3 separate regions of the Homo sapiens genome follow, and regions 1 and 2 are each linked to region 3. A link is an interaction called in ENCODE POLR2A ChIA-PET data of the cell type or tissue named here. Cell type or tissue: PC-9. All regions are shown on one strand. Links, peaks and the distances in the headings refer to the core of each region. The heading gives the core; the rest is flanking DNA.

Region 1 (5,597 bases), core at 25-5,024, 300 kb after region 3:
GCTACAGCACTAAGAGAAGCCCCTGAGAAAAACCCTCTAGAAAAACAGCTGTTCCTCTGTGTGGTTTGTTTTTTTCCTGGTTCCAAGTGTGCATGCCAGCCCCAGCTCCACTCACCTTTTTCCAGCTTTTGGCCTCTTCACCTCTCCACTCTGCTCTCCTTGACGCCCTGAGATGAGTTGAGCTTGTTTCTTCTCAGTTTCCCCAGTCAGGATGAGGGAGTAGGTAGAGGACTATGTGATGCCCCTTTTCTAAGGAAGAAGCCATAGCCTTTTCAAAGGTAGCAGCCAGAGGGGTGGACCCTAGCCTTGTCTCTGGCAGCACCTCTGCAGCCTCTTCCGCCATCTGGTGTCCATTCCCCACCTGGAAGTGAGGTTTTGTGTTCCGATCCCCTTGATAGATTCCCCTCCTTCCCCTGAGCATCCTGACCCTATCAGCCTATCCCATCTCATGCCCACCCCAGGTACTCAGACACCGACAGGAGTTTGTGGTGACCCCAGCGTCAGGTGGCACGTTAGGCACCAAGTGTGGACTTGCCAGTCTCCTGACTCCACTGTTAGATCATTTTCCTTGGGTGTGGGGGCGGGGCGGGGCGCGGCGGGGAGACGGGGTAGCAAAAAGAACCGTGAAGAAACCACGCCTGCCCCCTTCAGCCTTTTCCCCCCTCCGCCGCATTTTTCCATCTCCCCTTGAGTGAGTGGATGTCCCGTTGCCTTTTCTCAGCTTTGCGCGACGTGGTCCCACAACCGTTGCCTTTTTAAGAGAGGCCCGGCCCATCCAGAGGGGGTGGGGCAGAGGCGGAGTCTGAGGAGCTGGGGAAGGAACAAAGCGAGGCCTGCGGGCGGCGGCTGGGCTCCGGCGGGGCCGCGGGGTGCGGGGCCTGCGGGCGGCGGCCCGGGCGGAGCGTTGGAGGGAAGGAGGTGGCATCGCCGTCCGCGCCGGCCCCGGCCATGAACGGGCTGCCCTCGGCAGAGGCGCCGGGCGGGGCGGGCTGCGCTTTGGCCGGGCTCCCACCGCTGCCGCGCGGCCTCAGCGGCCTCCTTAATGCGAGCGGGGGCTCGTGGCGGGAGCTGGAGCGCGTCTACAGCCAGCGCAGCCGCATCCACGACGAGCTGAGCCGCGCCGCCCGCGCCCCGGACGGGCCCCGCCACGCCGCCGGCGCCGCCAACGCGGGACCCGCAGCCGGCCCGCGTCGTCCTGTCAACCTCGACTCAGCGCTGGCCGCGCTGCGCAAGGAGATGGTGAGTGGGTGGGCGCCGGGCCAGCTGGGCGGGGGGCTGACGCGGAGGAACGCAGGGGACTGGGACAGGCGGCCTGGGTCTCAGAGGACTTGCAGGCACCAGTTGGGTTGCAAGGGTTATGGTAACAATAATTAGTGATAGTTACCAATTATGGCAGTAGTTACCATATATTTTCAAATGTTTTGCTGACGTTACTTCATTTCATCCGGCTAAATGGATAACCCCATTTTTTGGGTGAGGGTCATGACTAAAGTTGCATAGCTTGCAGGTGGTGCCTGATGTCCACAAAAACTTCGTTTAGGAAGGTGCGGGGAAGATGGGCTGGGGCCCACTATTCCAGGGGGCGGGGCTGGGCTGGGGTGGCCTGGACCCCAACTCCAGCCCACCCTCAGTTGTCTGCAGGTGGGGCTGCGGCAGTTGGACATGTCCTTGTTGTGCCAGCTGTGGGGCCTGTACGAGTCAATCCAGGACTACAAACACCTGTGCCAAGACCTGAGCTTCTGCCAGGACCTGTCATCCTCCCTCCATTCGGACAGCTCCTACCCACCGGATGCGGGCCTGTCTGACGACGAGGAGCCTCCCGATGCCAGCCTGCCTCCTGACCCGCCACCCCTTACTGTGCCCCAGACGCACAATGCCCGTGACCAGTGGCTGCAGGATGCCTTCCACATCAGCCTCTGAAGGGCTGGGGGGCAGGGGGCATGCACCCATGCAAAAGGCTCAGAAACTCCCCCTCCGGCAAGCCCTCAGACTTCGGAGCCTGCGCCTTCCCCCCTACCGCCTCACCTCACAGGAGGGCCAGGCATGTATTCCTCAGAGGCGAAACTGCCAAACTCTTTCTCCTGTCTTGGGTTGGCTGGCACTGGGGCGGGCATCTAGGGTACAGCCTCTGCTCATGGCACTGGGCCTCCAGTTCTTCCACATGTGTGCACCCCCAGCTTGGCCAACCCTCAGCCTTGCGGTGGGGCCCGAAGCATCTTCCCTTCCGCTTGGCGTCTCTGGGATTGGGATGAGTGCCTGGCTCCCATCTCCTCCTCACCTTTTGTTGCTATCGGCAGCTGCTGGCTCAGGGGCATCCCACCTCCGGGCTCTGGGTTCCTCTGCCCTGGAAGGGCTCCAGGACCCGTCCCAATAACCACCCACGGCCAGGAGGGCCAAGGCCCCGTGCTGGATATTTAAATTTAGGGGCCGGTCTCCAGGGCGCGTAGATAAATAAATACACTCAGCGTCGTTGTGCTCTGCCTGGCTGGCTCTGGGGCGGGAAGACCGCGGTGTTTGTGGCAGGTGCGGCCCCGCGCTCTGCCAGCAGGTGGCGCCCGAGACCCCCTCCCCCCCCGCCCCGCGCCGAGTGAAGGCCCTGCCGTCCCGCCGGGGCGGGGCTGGGGGCGCTGCCTGCTGGCCGAGCCTGGCTCAGCCGCCGGGTGACTGCGGTCGAGTCACTTCCCCTCTCTCGCCCGCGACCTCCGAGTCCCCCGCTCCCTCCTCCCAGTTCGCTTCGGGCTTTCCCTGCCTGCCGGGAAGGAAGGAGAAGGAGCCGCCCACCTTGAGGAGGGAAACTTTCCACCCCGCGCGGGGCGGGGTTGAGGCGGCGCAGGAAATGGGTGGCCGGAGTCGCCGGAGCAAGGGGCCCCGGCGGGGGCGGGGGAGGCGCCTCCGGGAACGGCCTGGGACCTCACGCCCCGCGGGTGGGAGGGAGGGGTGGCAGAGGCCGAGGGGAGTGAAGTCGCGGCACCTCGGGCCTTCCCGGAGGCCAAGCATGAGACTCCGCGGCGGTGAAGTTTGATTGGGGTTCCAGGGACCCGTATTCCCCGCTCAGTCTGTGAAGACCGCCGGCTCTCCCCACAGCACTAGCGGTCTTTACAGTTATCTGTGGAAGGTTTCTTAGGAAACCGGGGACCCACACCGCTGGGACTGAGAACCAAACCCAGTTGTCAAGCCCACCGGAAGAAGCCAGCACGTTCGGAGACAGTGGGTACTCAGCCCCCTACACGCGCACACGACACCTCACAACCTCCTGAAAAGAGGTGAAGCCGCACACCGAGGTGTGCGGACGAACAGCACATCCCCGCGCCCTGCTGCAGCCATTTGCCTCCTGGAGATGCAGCCCAGATGGCAGTCCTGGCACTCAGACATCCCGTTAAACCAAGTAGCAGTCACGCACCGGGCTCCTGTCCATTTACACACCTTGCAGAGCAGCGGGAAGGAACAAACTGACCTATTGCCCCAGGGCAGCTGACACCTGCAGAGGCTCATTACCATGCAGGGCGGGTGGGTAGGCGATAAGGGCTCTAATCTAGGGGTTCACAGCTGCTAACGCTCCAGGCAGGCTTTCCTGGGGAGGGAGAGTAAACATACACAAAAATGACACGTTTTCCCCATCCATTATAGCGCATCCCATTTAATAAGGAGGCATGGCAAAATCAGCCAGGCTTTCTGCTAAATGCCTTCTGAGGTTCATCCTCTCAGGGATTCCCTAAAAGGCGGAACTACAATTATCCCCATTTAATAGACGTTGAAACTGAGGCTCAGAGTGTTAGCGCTTTGCCCAAAGTCACACTTGGTTGGAGGTCAGTTATGATTCTCCAGCTACTTGTCGGGGTTTGGGATTATCTTCCCCCTTGACAGCAGAGTCAGGTTCTGAGGTTGGGCCACCGAGGTTACTGACGCCTTCCTGCTCTGGTTAAGACGTGGGTGGCTGCACCTTGGAGTTGAGAGCTGGTCCTCGTCCACATTCACAGTATGACTCTGAGCAAGTCCCTTCCCCTTTCTGGGTCTCAGTTTTCCCAGCCGTTGAAAGGGGGCCAGTAGTACGTACCTCCCAGGGCTGCGGGCAGGAAGGAAGGCGGCCCGGGCAGCGCTCTCTAGGGTGGCACCAAGTTGCTGGTTGCCCTCTCTCCACGCAGCCTCTGCGCGCACCGAGCGGGCACTGCGGTCGGGCGACACCCCTTCCACGCCCCCCTCCCCCGCCCCCGCTCCCGCTCCCGGGTCGCGGCGCGAGGCCCCGGAAGCCGGGTCGCCCCGCCCCCGCGCTCCTGCCCCGGCCCCCGCCCCGCGCCGGAGCCCCGCCCGCCTTCCGACGGGGGTGCGGCTCCAGGAAACGGCGCGCTCCCAGCTCCGCGCTCGCCACCCGACGCGCCCCAGGCGACCCCGCAGACTCAGCCAGACCACCCTGCGGGCCCCAGCGGCGGCAGCGGAGAGCGCGGTCCCGGGTCGGAGCCTGGGACACCTCCGCACGGACGGGGCGGGCGGCGCGGACAGGCCATGGGGACCCGGGCCGGGCCAGCGGTGGCGGGCCAGCGGGAGCCCCGGGCCTGAGAAGTGGGCGGCGGGGTGGCGGGGGCCATGACCTCGGTGTGGAAGCGCCTGCAGCGCGTGGGCAAGCGGGCGGCCAAGTTCCAGTTCGTGGCCTGTTACCACGAGCTAGTGTTGGAGTGCACCAAGAAATGGTGAGTGGGAGGGAGGCGGGGGGGCTCCCCCGAACTTGCTGGGACCTCATCCGGCCCTTTGAGCCTGAGAGGACTCTGCCCCCCCAGCCCAATGACCAAATGGGCCCCCACCCCAGCTTGGGCCCTGGTTCCGTTCCCAGGCTCGGAGATTCAGAAGTGCCCTTGCAATTTGTGGGACCCCTGGAGTTGGGGGCGTGGGCAGCCTTCCCTGCGCGGGGGTCAGGACTTTCAGGCCTGAGGTTCTGCCTGTGTCCACTCCTTCCTCAGCTGCGGTCAGGGCTGGGGGAGGGAGGCCGCATGTCTTGTGCCAGAAAGGTGGTTCAGGGTGGCATTGGAAAAGGGATCAAGTTTTGAGGTCTGCAGGTGGCTAGGGCTGGGGCAGGAGCCTCCCTGACCTTACTTAGTCCAGCTAAGAACAGAGATGTTGCCCCCTCCTCCCCTGCCATCTTGTTGAGCCAGAAGAACCCCTCCAACTCCCGCCTCTTCAGCCAGAGTGCTGGGAGGCTGGAAACATCTCCACAATGTCCTTAAAAGGGGAAACTGAGTGCTGGGAGGATTGAGGAGGGAGGCGGGGAGCAGCTTAAAGGGGCCTGAGGACCTAGGAGGTTGTGGGTCCGGGAGGAGAGGGTTGCGGAGGGCAAGGTGGCAGGGTGAGGGGTGATTCACCAGAGGGTGCAGGCCCCAGCCTGGACTACCAACAGGTTCAGGGGCATCTCGTTCACATGCCGCCACCCATAGCTGCCCAGGCCCCTGCGTCACACCCTAAATATACGTGCTTGCTGGTGTCAGCTTCCCTTGGCTGGATTAGGGCACAGCTGTGGGGGCCTCACCCGCCAGGCGGGGCTAAATTTAGGCTCCCCAGGGGAAGGGCTGGGGCAGGAAGGGACCATGGGGTCCAGGGGGAGGGGAGTA
Region 2 (5,545 bases), core at 15-5,014, 66 kb before region 3:
GTGTTACCTCATTTCCTCCCCACATCAACCCTGTCCGGGTCTTGTTACCATACCTCCTCTGAATGGGAAATTCAGGTTCACAGAGGTTAGGGAACTTGCCTGAGGCCATACAGTAGGGATCCAAACTCTTGCCTTTTTTTTTTTTTTTTTTTTGAGAGAGTCTCACTCTGTCACCCAGGCTGGAGTGCAATGGCGTGATCTCGGCTCACTGCAACCTCCGTCTCCTGGGTTCAGGTGATTCTCCTGCCTCAGCCTCCTGAGTAGCTGGGATTACAGGCGCACGTTACCACACCTGGCTAATTTTTGTATTTTTAGTAGAGACGGGGTTTTGCCATTTTGGTCAGGCTGGTTTCAAACTCCTGACTTCAAGTGATCCACCCACCTCGGCCTCACAAAGTGCTAGGATTACAGGTGTGAGCCACCGCACCTGGCCCAAACTCTTGCCTTTTACTCACTGAGCTGAACAGCATCCCCTTCATTTAGGTCACATGAGTGCTGGATATGGGGCGGGGCAGGGCAGGGCAGGAACGAGATTCCCTTTTCAGATTAGAAAAGTGAGACTCAAGCCGGGCTCAGTGGCTCACGCCTGTAATCCTAGCACTTTGGGAGGTTGAGGCGGGCGGATAACCTGAGGTCGGGAGTTTGAGACCAGCCTGGCCAACATGGCAAAACCCCGTCTCTACTAAAAATACAAAAATTAGCCGGGCATGGTGGTGGGCACCTTTAATCCCAGCTACTCAGGAGGCTGAGGCAGGGAGAATGGCTTGAGCCCGGGAGGCGGAGGTTGCAGTGAGCTGAGATCACGCCACTGTACTCCAGCCTGGGTGACAGAGTGAAACTCCATCTCAAAAAGAAAAGAAAAGAAAAGTGAGGCTCAGAGAAGCGAAGTGACTTGTAGCAGATATGTGACCTCAGCCCTCCCTCCAGCTGCCTCCACACGGGCAGGGCCGGGGCCTCTCTTACCTGCTTTCTCCCCTTCTCGGTCCAGCAAGTGCTCTCAGAAGAGGAGATTGACGAGAACTTCAAGGCCCTCTTCAGGCAGCTGGCAGGGGAGGTAGGTTGGGGCATGGCAGGTTGGGAGGGGCCTGTGAGGGGCAGCCCTCTCCTGGGGCAGGTGCCACCTCCTCTCTCTCCCCAGGACATGGAGATCAGCGTGAAGGAGTTGCGGACAATCCTCAATAGGATCATCAGCAAACGTGAGTCCCCGCGGGGCTGTCCCACCACCCCACCATTTCTTCCACATCAGAATCCAGGCTCCTGCTCACACATTGAGCTGAACCTCATCCCTTGGTCTGCATGAGTCGGGGAATCCTCCAGTTTTTCTGAGCCCAGTTCCCTGCCATTTCCATCCCATACTCCTCCTCCTGACCTGCCATCCTGATAATCCCTGTGCTCGGGTGCTGTGCCTTTGTGGGATTAGCAGCGCAGCCTGGCCAGGCACAGTGGCTCACACCTGTAGTCCCAACACTCTGGGAGGCCGAGGCAGGAGTCGCTTCAGCCCAGGAGTTCAACACCAGCCTGGACAATATGGAGAGACCCTGTCTCTGCAAAAAAGTACAAAAATTAGCTGGGCGTGGTGGCATGCACCTATAGTCCCAGCTACTCAGGAGGCTGAGTTGGGAGGATGGCTTGAGACCAGGGAGGTTAAGGCTGCAGTGAGCTGTGATCACATCAGTGCACTCCAGCCTGGGCAACAGAGCAAGACCCTGTCTCAAAAAAAAAAGCAGGAGCAGCACCTTAGTGCCAAAGAAAAGTCTACCTTTCCTCCCAGAGCCTCCTGGGCCAGGCTGAGTGGCTTGGGGAACACCACGTGACTGGCTTCACTCCCCAGGGCAGACAACTGCTGGCCTCTCATCCCCTCCCCTCCCCTTTGCTGCCACTGACCTCCATCCACACGGTTTCCTTAAGCAGAGCTTTTCTCCTCCTCTTCTCTGCTAGTGAAGCACTGCTTACCCTCCTAGCCTACAGCAAGCCCTGCCCTGCCCCATCTTTCTACCCAATTTCTCGCTCTTCTGTTTCACACTCATTTCTTTTTACTTTGGACTAATTGTGGCTGTTGGGACTTTGGCTTGATTGCTAAAATACTTTACTTGTACTTCCTGATGATACAAACAATCCTGCCCACTTCCTCTGCCAGATATTGCACCCACTCGTCAGGATTTGTGCGTCCTTGACTCTGCCCCACCCAGTGCTCCCAGCAGGGGCAGGTGCAGGAAGCTCACTAGGTGGAGATGTTGGAATTGGTTTTTCTTGCAGACAAAGACCTGCGGACCAAGGGCTTCAGCCTAGAGTCGTGCCGCAGCATGGTGAACCTCATGGATGTATCCTTCCGTTTGCTTTTGTCTCCTGAGTGGGGTTTTGGGTGGAGGTATCGGTGCTGGGAGAACTGTCCCAGGACAGCACAGAGAACAGGACAGAGCCATGCGGAGTGTGGACACACAGTGCCCCATGCTCAGATGTCTCCCTGGACGTCTTCCTGTTGGTTGGGAGGGAGAAACTGAGGCACAGACCTGTGTCAAGTGAAAGGTGGAGCAAGACCTGGGTCCCCATTGACCCTGAGGCTGGTGCTATTTCTGACCCCTCCCCAGCCCACTCCACTGCAGCCCAGCTCAGAGAATAAGGCAAGCCCGGCTGTGGGCTGACTGTACATGGCTTTTGCTGCTTCTCCTCACCCAGCCCCAAGTCGACTTGCCGGCTCGGCGGCCATCTCCCCTTCTGCACAGTTGCCCACTCTCCCATGACTGGTCTAAGTGATGGAATTTCCTTCTTAACGGCCACCCAGCGTGATGGCAATGGGAAGCTGGGCCTGGTGGAGTTCAACATCCTGTGGAACCGCATCCGGAATTACCTGGTAGGTTGTCCCCACTCACCTCAGTCATGCAGGTGCGGGCCGGGCAGGTGGGAAGGGCCGGGTGACTCAGCCTGGCCCTCACCCTCTGCCGCCACCTCAGTCCATCTTCCGGAAGTTTGACCTGGACAAGTCGGGCAGCATGAGTGCCTACGAGATGCGGATGGCCATTGAGTCGGCAGGTGAGACTCCAAGGCTGACGGCACCTGTGGGGCCCAGGACAGGTAGCCCCACTGCTCCTATGCCCCAGGCCCTTGTCCCTGGGGTGCTAGTGGTGACATGGTAACAGCCATCTTGTCCTTTTCCCCACGGTTACTAGCACCCTGCCTAGCCCCAGCCCCCTCCTGGGGACCCAACCCCTCCCCCATCCTGTTGGGCAGGGGCTGCGCCTCACTGACCTTCACTCACTCTCCTGGACCAGGCTTCAAGCTCAACAAGAAGCTGTACGAGCTCATCATCACCCGCTACTCGGAGCCCGACCTGGCGGTCGACTTTGACAATTTCGTTTGCTGCCTGGTGCGGCTAGAGACCATGTTCCGTGAGTGTCCCCAACTGCCTCCCACCCTCCAGCTCCGTCCCAAACGCGTCCCCCAGGAGCTGGGGGGAATGACAGATGGGTGAATTAGCAGATACAGGCCAGTGCTGTGGGTGTGTGCCAGAGAGGCCTGGGTCTGGGTTTGGGGGGCCCTGGCTGAGTGCCAGGAGAGTCGGGGAGGGAGGGAGTTGACAGTGGCTTCTCAGGCAGCAGGAAGGGGTGAAGCTTCCCAGCTTCAAGGGGTGTCAGCTTGCGGTACTGTGGGGAGGTAGAGAGGGACCAGGCAGGAAGGGGGCCAGGCCTGGCCCTGCGTGAATATCCCACTGAGTTTTCAGCCCTGTATCACCTTTTCTTGAACACACAGGATTTTTCAAAACTCTGGACACAGATCTGGATGGAGTTGTGACCTTTGACTTGTTTAAGGTGGGAACCTCCCTGGGCCCATGGTTGGGGAAGAGTTCCAGGCGATCGAATTTTCTTATCTGGCCAGTGTTCCCTGTCCTTTCCTGGAAATGAGCCTGGGCCTCAGAGCCAACCCTGAAGCCCGGGCCACCTGAATCCTGAAAGGCTGGGGTGGGGGTGTCTGGATTCTGGGAAAGGAGCAGGAGGGGAGGTCCAGGCCCTTGGAGGCCCCTATGGGAGCAGCACTCTGGTTTCCCAGGGGTGGAGGAGGTAAGAAAGTAACCCCTCCATGAGGTTCCTGAGGTGGCTCCTGAGACGTGGAGTTGGGGGCTGGACCTGGGGTTTGGGTGGGGAAGAAGCCAGGGAGCCATTTCTGCGGCCCCAGCTGACCTGCCTGTTCTCCCGCAGTGGTTGCAGCTGACCATGTTTGCATGAGGCAGGGACTCGGTCCCCCTTGCCGTGCTCCCCTCCCTCCTCGTCTGCCAAGCCTCGCCTCCTACCACACCACACCAGGCCACCCCAGCTGCAAGTGCCTTCCTTGGAGCAGAGAGGCAGCCTCGTCCTCCTGTCCCCTCTCCTCCCAGCCACCATCGTTCATCTGCTCCGGGCAGAACTGTGTGGCCCCTGCCTGTGCCAGCCATGGGCTCGGGATGGACTCCCTGGGCCCCACCCATTGCCAAGCCAGGAAGGCAGCTTTCGCTTGTTCCTGCCTCGGGACAGCCCCGGGTTTCCCCAGCATCCTGATGTGTCCCCTCTCCCCACTTCAGAGGCCACCCACTCAGCACCACCGGCCTGGCCTTGCCTGCAGACTATAAACTATAACCACTAGCTCGACACAGTCTGCAGTCCAGGCGTGTGGAGCCGCCTCCCGGCTCGGGGAGGCCCCGGGGCTGGGAACGCCTGTGCCTTCCTGCGCCGAAGCCAACGCCCCCTCTGTCCTTCCCTGGCCCTGCTGCCGACCAGGAGCTGCCCAGCCTGTGGGCGGTCGGCCTTCCCTCCTTCGCTCCTTTTTTATATTAGTGATTTTAAAGGGGACTCTTCAGGGACTTGTGTACTGGTTATGGGGGTGCCAGAGGCACTAGGCTTGGGGTGGGGAGGTCCCGTGTTCCATATAGAGGAACCCCAAATAATAAAAGGCCCCACATCTGTCTGTGATGTGTTTCTCCCCAGCCTACTGCCTGGAGGGCACCTGCAGGCCCCGGCCCATGGGGGCAGCTCGTGGCCTCAGCTCACCCCTCCCCTCCAACCCCTCCATCTCCTTCCCCTTGACCTTGAAGCTTGAACCCCTACTGGAGTACTGGGTATCTGGGCAAGACCACCCCTGGCCCTGGGAGGTTGGGAAGGAGGGGCCCTAGCTGCAGGGACAGGGCCACACAGCTGAGGTCCCACATGGCTCTGCTGATCCTACATGCCCTCCCCGCCGCCCAGGAGGCCTGACCCCTACCTTTCTTGCACACTTCGGCCCGTTGAGGTGAGGCTCTGGCTGAAATTCAAACCTCTACTTAGCACACACCCGGCCCCCCAGAGAGCTCCCCCGAGCACAGAGCCGCCTTCAGGTCCCTCTGTGGGGAGCCCCTGTGACCCAGACACCTGCACTTACATAAGCCGCTCCAGGGCCTGCTGGGATCTGGGATTTTCTTACCAGAGATAAGAGTGGTTTGGGGGAAGGAAGAGGGGATGGGGCGAAGCTGCAAATGCAGAGCAGAGGCCGAGGTGGGGGAGGGTGGGAGTTGGCTGCTGTCAGCTGCTGTGGGCCCCAG
Region 3 (5,597 bases), core at 367-5,366:
TATGATATGTCAGTGATTTTAGCTTATCACTATTAAATATTTCACCTGTACGATTGACAGCTGTTCTTTTGCTTCCGTGTTCACCATAAATCTGCTGATGATTTGGCTGCCATGTCCCTAACGGAGAGAATGTGTTAGCCTGAGGACTTGACGTTCCCATACCCTTGGCAATTATATTTCTAGTAAATTAATAAACTGGCATCCTTGGTTATAATTTGATTTTCTCTGTGAGTGTGAGAATGTGCTTACCCTAGGATATGAAAATATGGTACCATTGGTGACTACATTTCTGATTAAAAATGATGAAACCGGCCACTGCGGTGGCTCACGCCTGTAATCCCAGCACTTTGGGAGGCTGAGATGGGTGGATCACCTGAGGTCAGGAGTTCAAGACCAGCCTGGCCAACATGGTGAAACCCTGTCTCTACTAAAAATACAAAAATATTAGCCGGGCGTGGCAGCGGGCGCCTGTAATCCCAGCTACTCGGGAGGCTGAGGCAGGAGAATTGCTTGAACAGAGGCGGAGGTTGCAGTGAGCTGAGATCGTGCCACTGCACTCCAGCCTGGGCAATCAGAGCAAAACTCCATCTCAAAAAAAAAAAAGAAAAGATGAAACTAGCCAGGCGCAGTGGCTTATGCCTGTAATCCTAGCACTTTGGGAGGCCAAGGTGGATGGATCACCTGAGGTCAGGAGTTCGAGACCAGCCTGGCCAAAATGGCAAAACCCCATCTCTACTAAAAATACAAAAATTATCCCGGCATGGTGGCACATGCCTGTAATCCCAGCTACTCAGGAGGCTGAGGCAGGAGAATTGCCTGAACCCAGGAGGCGGAGGTTACAGTGAGCTGAGATCATGCCACTGCACACTCCACCCTGGGCAACCCTCCGTCTCAAAAAACAAAAACAACAACAACAAAAAAACATGATGAAATTGGCATTAAGTGTTAATAATGAATCGTATGAGCTTGGTTAAAGGGAGCGCATCCTTGAGAACTGGTACTGGAGTTGGTGAACACTATTGGATTTCAGCCCTGAGGCTGAGGACTAGAACACCAGACTGTGCCTTGTTTACCAAAGTGCTGTCACCTTGCCACGTCTTGCGAGACAGACTGTCATTCTCTCAAAATATCCCTGCCCCACAACACTGGCCGTGGAGTGTTGTAGCCCACTGTATATTAGGAGAATCTTTTGGAGGGATAGTTTGAGAAAATGTGTTAAAATTATAAAATCTTTTTTTTTTAATTATAAAAAAAATAAAGGCAGGGTGTCACTATGTTGCTCAGGCTGGTCTTGAACTCCTGAGCTCAAGTGATCCTCCTGCCTCAGCCTCCTAAAATGCTAGGATTACAGGCACGAGCCACCATCCCTGGCCAAATTCATAAAATCTTTTTCTATCATTTGACCCAGTAATTCTCCCTAGGGGGAAAAAAAAAACTCTTCTGAAGAAATAATTCAAATTATGGGAAAAGCTGTATGCATGAAGATACGCATTTTAGCATTTTTTTAATTTAAAATCTTAATTTGCCAAATCACTTTTCACCTGAGACTCAGCATTACTTGTAATCACTGAAAATTACAAGCAACCCATAATCCAGCAATAGAGAAGTAATTATGTAAATCATTGTAGGTCAGTTTAATTAAATAACACAGCTACTAAAAAGGATAAAGACCTGTAATCCCAGCACTTTGGGAGGCCGAGGCAGGTGGATCACCTGAGATCAGGAGTTCGAGACCAGCCTGACCAACATGGCGAAACTCACATCTCTACTAGAAATACAAAATTAGCTGGGCGTGGTGGTGCATGCCTGTAGTCCCAGCTACTCAAGAGGCTGAGGCCAGAGAATCACTTGAACACGGGAGGTGGAGTTGCAGTGAGCTGAGGTTGCAGTGAGCCGAGATCGCACATCGCACTCCAGCCTGGGCAACAAGAGCGAAGTGAAATTCCGTCTCGGAAAAAAAAAAAGGGAAAAAGATTGGGTCAGGTGCAGTAGCTCATGGGTGTAATTCCAGCATTTTGGGAGGCCGAGGCAGGTGGATCAATTGAGGTCAGGAGTTTGAGACCAGCCTGGCCAACATGACAAAACCCCATCTCTACTAAAGATACAAAAATTAGCTGGATGTGGTGGCGGGCACCTGTAGTCCCAGCTACTCTAGAGGCTGAGGCAGCAGCATCGCTTGAACCCAGGAGGCAGAGGTTGTAGTGAGCCGAGATCTTGCCACTGTGCCCCAGCGTGGGTGACAGTGACTCCATCTCAAAAAAAAAAAAAAGATTAAAAATGTAACAGTGTGGGAAAATGTTGATAATTAATATAGAGTGAAAAAATTCAGCACATAAAATACTTAGGTTTATATTTAAACTAAGATTATGACTATAATTTGTATATTCTAATTTGTGTATTTGTAATCTTAATATACAAATTATAAGGCACCACGCCTGGCTTTTCTTTTTCCTCCTCAGACATGAGGTCTCGCCGTTGCCCAGGCTGGTCTTGAACTCCTGGGCTCAGGTGATCCTCCCACCTTGACCTCCCAGAGTGCTGGGATTACAGGCATGAGCCACCACCCCTGGCCTAGAAAAATATTAAAATACCATTAAGGAATATTCAAAACTGGTTATTATATCAGGGTAGTAGAATAAGGGATTTTTTTTTTAATCTATTTTCCATTGCAGCTGGTTTTGATGGTTTTGAATCTGTTCTCTGGCATTCTGTCCTGCAGTTGCCACCAGCTGACCACTCTGCAATATAACTTCTTAAACTTGCAGCCAGGAGGAGCCCTAGGGCAGGGAAAGCTGCAGACTAGCTGGCTTCCTGGCTGCTATCCAGGCAAGGATTTTGTTTTCTCTATTACAGTCGATTATCCTAGACTTTAGGGAGCAATAGGTCTCTGGACTGTAGGTTTCAGCCTCCGTTCTGGGCTTATCTTTGGATTCTTGTTGATGAGTCAAAAAAAAAAAAAAAAAAAAGGAGTGACCATCAGATGTTTGCTAACTCTTCAAGTATGAGCTCAACCTTGTTATCTGCCTGGAGTCATTTCCTTTGAAAATGTATGGTAGACTTTGCCAAAGTAAGTAGTAATGTCCCATTCCTTCTCAGGAAAATGTGTACACATAGATCAAAACTATGCATTGTAAAACTCATATCTGTTTGAAAACATAGAGGTAGGGACAGAAAGTAAACATATGAAGGATTTGACAGGACACATTACCAGCCTGGTGGTCCTTTTTGGAAAATGTTTGCTTTCTCGTAATTGCCTTCAAAATAGGGACAGTGTCCTGAATGTTGGTTACAGTTGTTGAAGATTTCTTTTTGAGATTATGCTTGGATGATGGGGCCTTAAGAAGAGAACCCACCCAGTCCTATTTTGTGCCTTCGTTTGGACATGTTCTCCCTTTTCTTCCAAGGTACTATACACTTAATTAGTATTGGGTCTAGTAGGACTGAGATTTTGTTTTCCTTTTTTTTCCCTAGGGTTCTCAGAAGCGAGCTATCTCTACCCCAGAAACCCCCCTAACAAAAAGGAGTGTGTCAACTCGTAGCCCCCATCAGCTACTCTCACCGTCAAGTTTCTCTCCAAGGTATGGATCATAATTCATTCAAGTGCCATAAAGCTGGCCTCCCCTCCCCTTTCTCTGGCTATCTGAGGAAGGCTAACAGCAGAGTTATTAATTAACTATAGGTGGGCATGTACCTCTGCAGTGAATTGGCTTGAAAGCCTATTGCTCTCTGCCTTCCTTGCTCTCCTTTTCTTTGTGGAAAATTACTGTTTCTTACGGTAATTAAGGAAACTCACTTTCCACCCACTTTTCTAGGGCTCATTTCCTAGATCGGGAACTGATATCTTGTATTGAAAACAACCTGTCTATTCAGAAGTCTAAGAGTCTTAACAGGTCTTGTCAGTAGAGGCAAGTAGGTTTCCACCTGCTTCTGTTTGTGTTTTGTTGGGTTTCTTTTTCTTTCTTTTCATCTAAAGTTTTTTTTTTTAAAGAAAAGCACATATCTTTGTTCATAATGTTTCATAACCTGTTTATTGTTTCCAAGTCAGGTTAGAACTAGTTTCTGAGAGTTTTCTTGTCACTGTGACTCTGCCCTGACTTAATTGGTATTTTGTCCCTCTGCCACCATTGCACATAAATCCACAAAGATCATATGTAATTTTTTGAAATCCATAAATGACACGTCTCATATTAGAGAATTCCATAGGCAAGTGCTCTGCTGAGTAGATGGGTTTTTAGGAGTTTCCACATCAAGATGAGGCTCCGGAGCAGTAGTATTAACCCTTCAGGGAAACACCAACTGCCAGGAGTCATTACCTCTACTTTGGATCACTTCTAGATGAACCAGAGCTTAAGATTGTTCAACTCTATCACTTTTTTTTTTTTTTTTTTTGAGATGGACTCTCACTCTGTCACCCAGGCTGGAGTGCAGTGGCACCATCTTGGCTTACTGAAGCCTCTGCCTCCCGGTTCAAGCGATTCTCCTGCCTCAGCTTCCCGAGTAGCTGGGTCTACAGGCGCTCGCCACCATGCCTGGCTAATTTTTGTATTTTTAGTAGAGACGAGGTTTCGCCTGTTGGCCAGGCTGATCTTGCACTCCTGACCTCAGGTGATCCACCCGCCTTGGCCTCCCAAAGTGTAGGATGTCAAGCATGTGCCACTGCTCTCGGCCTTTTCAGCTCTATCACTTTAGAAAGGTGGTGATAGAAGCTCTGCAGTCATTCAAGGTGAGTGGTCATTGGATTTTTTTTTTCTTTTCTTTCTTTTTTTTTTTTTTTTAAGATAGGCTTTTACTCTGTTGCCCAGGCTGGAGTGCAGTGGCACAACTATAGCTCACTGTAGCCTTGGCCTTCCAGGCTCAGGTGATCCTCCTACCTCAGCCTCCTGAGTAGCTGGGACTACAGGTGTATGCTACCAAGCCCAGCTAATTTTTATAATTTTTGTAGAGATGGGGTTTTACCATGTTGCTCAAGCTGGTCTCGAACTCCTGGCCTCAAGCAATCTGCCTGCCTTAGCCTCCCAAAGTACTGGGATTACAGGCATGAGCCAGCATGCCTGGCAGTAATTGGATTTTGAAGGACAGTTTTACTTTAGGGTAGTCTACTGCTGCTTTGGGGAGTTCTCAGGCTTTTTGGAAGAAAGCTTTCTAGACTTAAGAGCATCTTTGCAACCTGGTATGTAGGGATGGTTCTTATAGACGTGCCAGCACCATTGCAGGAGTTATATTCTCCAAATGTCAATACAATGCTCTGAAACCTGTAGATCTGTTTACAACTGTCCTCATGTGAGCATCTTGCTGCATTAAAGGGCCTGCTGTAATGGATGGCTCATGGAGCTTCCCAGGGAAGAGCTTGGAGAAGCTGGCAAAATGCTGCCTAGTCATTTTTTAATGCACACTAATAAAGCTGACAGCAGAAACTGGTTTTGTAATGTATGAAAGTAACTTCTAAACTATTCACGTAGAGGTGGCACTGGAGATTGAGATAATTAATTGAGCTCATTTTCTGTAGGCTGTGAAAAGAAAGAATGATGGCATTAATTGCGATGGTGCCCCACATAAAACTGGTTCCCGCAGAGTTTCAGTGCATTAAACAAAGCCTG

Evidence for each region. ChIA-PET counts read pairs that join two places held together with the same protein. Peaks named below come from ENCODE experiments on the same cell type or tissue, not always from the same donor. Only the 100,000 strongest peaks of a DNase experiment are listed, where the experiment ranks them.
Region 1: POLR2A ChIA-PET joins it to region 3 with 46 read pairs; 6 of 35 experiments call an interaction of 5 or more read pairs at or near these places.
Region 2: POLR2A ChIA-PET joins it to region 3 with 12 read pairs; 13 of 35 experiments call an interaction of 5 or more read pairs at or near these places.

Annotation. Positions count from the first base shown.
Region 1 is chr11:65,571,722-65,577,318 of GRCh38, forward strand. ZNRD2 (zinc ribbon domain containing 2) reads left to right here. Exons shown (of 4, transcript NM_006396.3): 4 at 1-167. The coding sequence ends at 13. It overlaps FAM89B (family with sequence similarity 89 member B), which reads left to right and starts at 817. Exons shown (of 2, transcript NM_001098785.2): 1 at 817-1,239; 2 at 1,642-2,469. The coding sequence starts at 949. The coding sequence ends at 1,920. It overlaps EHBP1L1 (EH domain binding protein 1 like 1), which reads left to right and starts at 4,332. Exons shown (of 19, transcript NM_001099409.3): 1 at 4,332-4,685. The coding sequence starts at 4,582. RefSeq lists silencers at 688-1,137, 2,417-2,936, 3,957-4,376, 4,387-4,446, 4,507-4,606 and an enhancer at 3,307-3,446. In PC-9, for the core only: CTCF peaks have their summits at 370 (motif pointing left), 573, 2,514 (motif pointing right) and 2,717; DNase peaks (open chromatin) are centred at 360, 780, 2,700, 3,440 and 1 weaker place; H3K4me3 peaks cover 4,345 bases; H3K27ac peaks cover 1,925 bases.
Region 2 is chr11:65,207,067-65,212,611 of GRCh38, forward strand. It overlaps CAPN1 (calpain 1), which reads left to right. Exons shown (of 22, transcript NM_005186.4): 15 at 989-1,054; 16 at 1,139-1,196; 17 at 2,257-2,321; 18 at 2,783-2,851; 19 at 2,952-3,030; 20 at 3,270-3,386; 21 at 3,748-3,806; 22 at 4,194-4,940. The coding sequence ends at 4,220. Among named protein-coding and RNA genes, the nearest start is that of CAPN1, 28 kb to the left of the region's middle. RefSeq lists an enhancer at 2,343-3,542 and a silencer at 4,233-4,436. In PC-9, for the core only: no CTCF peak of the experiment used is centred there; DNase peaks (open chromatin) are centred at 35, 2,155 and 2,905; H3K4me3 peaks cover 2,063 bases; H3K27ac peaks cover 4,587 bases.
Region 3 is chr11:65,272,421-65,278,017 of GRCh38, forward strand. POLA2 (DNA polymerase alpha 2, accessory subunit) reads left to right here. Exons shown (of 18, transcript NM_002689.4): 5 at 3,472-3,578. Among named protein-coding and RNA genes, the nearest start is that of POLA2, 13 kb to the left of the region's middle. In PC-9, for the core only: CTCF peaks have their summits at 2,763 and 2,967; a DNase peak (open chromatin) is centred at 2,951; H3K27ac peaks cover 1,673 bases.